Linked DNA regions of Homo sapiens: region 2 is linked to region 1. The links are chromatin loops, found by intact Hi-C in ENCODE. Cell type or tissue: A673. All regions are shown on one strand. Region 1 overlaps MCU (mitochondrial calcium uniporter). Region 2 overlaps MCU (mitochondrial calcium uniporter).

Region 1 (2,500 bases):
CTATATGGTTTCCACTGAGAAGTCTGTTGCCAGACCAATTGGAGTTCCTTTATATGTTATCTGCTTCTTTTCTTTGCTGCTTTTAGGATCCTCTTTCTGTTCTTAACTTTTGAGAGTTTATTATATGCCTTGAGGTAGTTTCATCTGGGTTTAATCTGTTTGGCACAGACTTTCCTGTGCCTGGATATTTCTATCTTTTTCAAGTTTTAAAAAATTACCTGTTATTATTTCTATGAATAAGCTTTCTATCTTTCCTCTTGCTCAGCTCCCTCTTGAACACCAGTAAGTCTTAAATTTTGCCTTTTGAGGTAATTTTCTATATCTTATATACAGTCTTTGTTCCTTTTCATTCTTTGTTCTGCACTGACTGTATATTTTCAAATAGCCCATCTTCAAGTTCACTATTTTCTCTGCTTGATCCATTCTGCCATTGAGAGCCTCCACAGAGTTTTTTCAGTTAAGCAAATGTGTTTTTCATTTCCAAGATTTCTGTGGGTTTTTTCTTTAATTATTTCAATCTCTTTGTTAAATTTCTCTGATAAATTTCTGAACTGCTTTTCTTTGTTATTTTGGAGATCACTCAGTTTCCTTAAAATTGCTATTTTGTGCCAGGTATGGTGGCTCATGCCTATAATCCCAGCACTTTGAAAGGCTAAGGTAGGAGGAACACTTGAGCCCAGGAATTCAAGACCAGCCTGGCCAACATGGTGGGACCATCTCTACAAAATATTCAAAAATTAGCCAGGTGTTGTGGCATGTTCCTGTAGTCCCGCCTACTAAGGAAGCTGAGGTGAGAGGATTGCCTGAGCCTGGGAGGTTGAGGCTACAGTGAGCCACGGTCGTGCCACTGCACTCCAGCCTAGTGACAAGGAAAGACCGTGTCTCAAAACAAACAAACAAACAAACAAAACCTGCTATTTTGAATTCTTAATCAGAAAGCTCACAAACTGCCATCTTGTTAGGGTCAGTCACTGGATTTTTGCTTTGTCCTTTTGGGAAGGTCATGATTTCCTGTTGTTTCTTATGGGTATACCTTCTATGTCTTTGAAGGATTTGTTATTTTGGTTTTTTCTATCTGGCTTGTTTTGATTTTGTTTTGTTTTGAGACAGAGTCTCACTCTGTCACCCACCAGGCTGGAGTGCAGTGGCACGATCTCAGCTCATTGCAACCTCTGCCTCCCAGGTTCAAGCAATTCTCGTGCCTCAGGCTCCTGAGTAGCTGGGATTACAGGTGTGCAGAACCACGCCCAGCTAATTTCTGTGTTTTTAGTAAAGACAGGGTTTTGCCATGCTGGCCAGGCTGGTCTTGAACTGCTGGCCTCAAGCAATCTGCCCACCTTGACCTCCCAAAGTGCTGGGATTGCAGGCGTGAGCCACTGCACCCAGCCTTGTTTTGATTTTTATTAGATGTATCTGCTTAGTGAATCAATATTGCTAAGTCACTGCCTCCTTTTCAGCTCTAGGAAATGATCAAACCACTGCCTAATCTGAATAGGGGAGGTCCCAAAGGGATTATCCCAGCAGTGTGTCAAGGCTGGCTAGGAGTTTGTGCCCATGGGACTTATGGAACATACCTCCTACAGCATGGTGCTGCTGAACAGCCACTATGATTTGGCATTTCCTTTGACTGAGTAACAGAGCAGTTTTCAGGGCTGAGGATGGTAGTCCCACCTCCCCACTTTGTCTCTGCCTGTCCTCAGGCATTTTCTCCCTTCAGGCAGTCACTGTGCTTCCCACAGGTTAAGGCAAGGACAAGTCTCCCGACAGGGAACCCAAGATGGTGGGGAAGTTCGCTGACTACCTCAGCCTCACTGTTTCCAGTGTAGAAGCCATGAGTTGGAAGGAGATTTTACAAACTATTTGTCCTGGGTAGAATGGGGTGGTGGGGCAATGAAGATGTGGAAGTCTGATTCTCCTACTGTCTGCTTAAAATTTTTCACTTCTCTGTGGCCCTACTGGGGCCAGTAGTGGGGAGGAGGGCAAGGGGAGGGAGAGCATTAGGACAAATAGCTAATGAATGCAAGGCTTAAAACCTAGACGATAGGTAGATAGGTGCAGCAAACCACCATGGCACACGTATGCTTATGTAACAAACCTGCACATTCTGCACTCATATCCCAGAACTTAAAGTGAAATTTTAAAACATAAAAATAAAAAATGAAGCTTCCAAGGCACTGGGATGACATTCTAAGTGTTGAAACAACAAAAAAGGTGTCCACCAAAAATCTTATATTCAGCAAAGTGGACTTTAAAAATGAAGGCAGATTATAAATCAGTCTACTATAAAGACACATGTACATCTATGTTTATTTCAGCACTATTCACAATAACACAGACTTGGAGTGAACCCAAATGCCCATCAATGATGGACTGGTTGAAGAAAATGTGCACATATACACCATGGAATACTATGCAGCCATAAAAAAGGATGAGTTTGTGTCCTTTACAGGGACATGGATAGAGCTGGAAACCATCATTCTTAGCAAACTAACACAGGAAT
Region 2 (2,500 bases), 60 kb after region 1:
GAACCCTAACAAACAATGAAGAAATAAGAAACATTTTTTAAATTAAAAAAGTCTTAGGCCATCCACTAGTTTCAGGCTTTCACTAGTTTCAGAAACAAGTTTACAAAATTTAGAAACCTTGAAGTACTAAATTAAAAAAAATTCTGGTTCATTTGCCAAGCCACACAAACTCTTTGGTTTAGAGGTTCTGTTTGAAAATGATTGGAAATCATTCCAAAACAAGAAAAATACAAAAGGCCCTTTCACATACCACTATCTCCTCTCCCCATACCTATACTTTTCACGGTAAAATAATTTGTGAAAATTACTACAGAAGTATAATTTGTGTAGTTAGCAAGAAAACCAGCACTAGCGAGGCGGGCAGATCACCTGAGGTCAGGAGTTCAAGACCAGCCTGGCCAACATGGTGAAGTCCCATCTCTACTAAAAATACTAAAACTAGCCGGGCCTGGTGGCAGGCACCTGTAATCCCAGCTACTCGGGAGGCTGAGGCAGGAGAATCACTTGAACCTGGGAGGTGGAGGTTGCAGTGAGCCGAGATTGCGCCACTGCATTCCAGCCTAGAGAACAAGAGTGAGACTTCGTCTCAAAAACAAAACAAAACAAAAAAAACTCTCCCATTACTGGAGGTTCATTCCTGAGGCACTGGAATCTATCAAATAAAAAAGGCAAAAGTATTTTTTCATTCTAATTAAGTTTTAGCCAAAAGACTATTATACCACCCCTAATTAAAATATGCTTAAAATTGGTCACCATTTGTAACAATCTTCAAATTGTACAGATCTCAAATAATTTAATGAGAATGGAAGATTCACTGTTAATAGCATATCTGGCCAGACTTATATCTTGGGTGCCTAACTAACATTTTAATTTTGGCTTGTGTTTGCTTGCCGTAGCGACAGTCCCTGGAAACCATCCAATTTATTAGTGTTTCCCTTGCTGCCTCAGCATTTCTGGTTAATGCACTACAGCAAATCATTTGGAGGGACAACCTGAATGAAGCTCTGCCCTGTGTACTCTGCAAAAATGTTCAAACCATTATCAAGAGTGTTGGAAATGAAAGACAACAGCATGAAATTGAGAAGATAAAATTTTATCAGAGATTGTCTTTTTAAAACAATGACTTCAAAGTAAGAATATACATTGACTAATATGTACAGAATTATTATTAAAACAAATATTTATTTCACACCAACTACCTGTCTCAAAAAGTATGTCCCCTCATTTCTAGACCTTACTTTTCTTTTGCTTGCCCCATAAAACCACGACACAATTCAAGAACAGCCTTTTTACCATAAAAGGCGCATCTCCTTTTACAAAATAAAGCAGATAGTACCCAAATTGCAGATAATTCCAAACACACAGAAAAGAAACAATGAATTAATGCCAACAAATTTCCACCCACAGCTTGTCTGCACTTGAAATATCTGAGAATTTTAGTAACCCAGGCTTTTGTTGCAGCAGCTCAATCCCCCACGAGCTCACTGTTTTGTGGCAGATGCTGCTCTGTATCTTGTACAAGACATGTTCATCTATGTAATAAAACATTCTTCTTCTCTGCCTTCTCTCAGGAAGTACAAAGGATTTTCCCAGGAATATGATAAACGAGGACATTCCACACCAAAAAAGGAAAACTGGTTTTGAAAGTCAAAACAGCATTCCTAGTCTAACTTTAAAAATGACATAATAAATTCCTTTTTCCTGTCCCCCAGAATATTCAGCAAAAAGTCTGTCAGTTAACAGAGGTTTAAATATATGAAATAGAGACAGAAACGCCAAAGTAGTTAAAAATGAATGAACCAGAACCACATGTATCAACTAAATAAGTTTTTTTTTGTTTTTTGGGTTTTTTTTTTTAAGAAACACAGTCTTGGGCAGGGTGCGGTGGCTCATGCCTGTAATCCCAACACTTTGGGGGGCCAAGGCAGGCGGATCACGAGGTCAGGAGATCGAGACCATCCTGGCTAACACGGTGAAACCCTGTCTCTACTAAAAAATACAGAAAATTAGCTGGGAGTGGTGGTGGGCGCCTGTAGTCCCAGCTACTCGGGAGGCAGAGGCAGGAGAATGACGTGAACCCGGGAGATGGAGCTTACAGTGAATGGAGATTGTGCCACTGCACTCCAGCCTGGGGGACAGAGTGAGACTCTGTCTCAAAAAAAAAAAAAAAAAAAAAGAAACACAGTCTTGCTCTATCCCCAGGCTGGAGTGCAATGGCCCAATTATAGCTCAGTGTAACCTCAAACTACTGGCCTCAAGCAATCCTCCCACCTCAGCCTCCCAAAGTGCTGGTATTATAAGTATGAGCCACTGTGCTGGCCTAATTTTTTTTTTTTTAAGTATTAAGAGGGAAAAAAAAAAAAAGGCCAGGCGTAGTGGCTCATGCCTGTAATCACAGCACTTTGGAAGGCCGAGGCAGGCAGATCACTTGAGGTCAGGAGTTCAAGACTAGCCTGGCCAACATGGCAAAACCTCATGTCTACTGAAAATACAAAAATTA

The links. Peaks named below come from ENCODE experiments on the same cell type or tissue, not always from the same donor. Only the 100,000 strongest peaks of a DNase experiment are listed, where the experiment ranks them.
Region 2: a loop joins it to region 1, with 2.9 times the contacts of the local background. A loop is called at or near these places in 1 of 110 quality-filtered maps.

What each region holds. Positions count from the first base shown.
Region 1 is chr10:72,771,303-72,773,802 of GRCh38, reverse strand. All of the region lies in intron 1 of MCU (mitochondrial calcium uniporter), which reads right to left. Among named protein-coding and RNA genes, the nearest start is that of MIR4676, 52 kb to the right of the region's middle. In A673, no CTCF peak of the experiment used is centred here; a DNase peak (open chromatin) is centred at 1,532; H3K27ac peaks cover 513 bases.
Region 2 is chr10:72,711,385-72,713,884 of GRCh38, reverse strand. The region is part of intron 1 of MCU (mitochondrial calcium uniporter); the gene reads right to left. Among named protein-coding and RNA genes, the nearest start is that of MIR4676, 8.4 kb to the left of the region's middle. In A673, no CTCF peak of the experiment used is centred here; no DNase peak of the experiment used is centred here.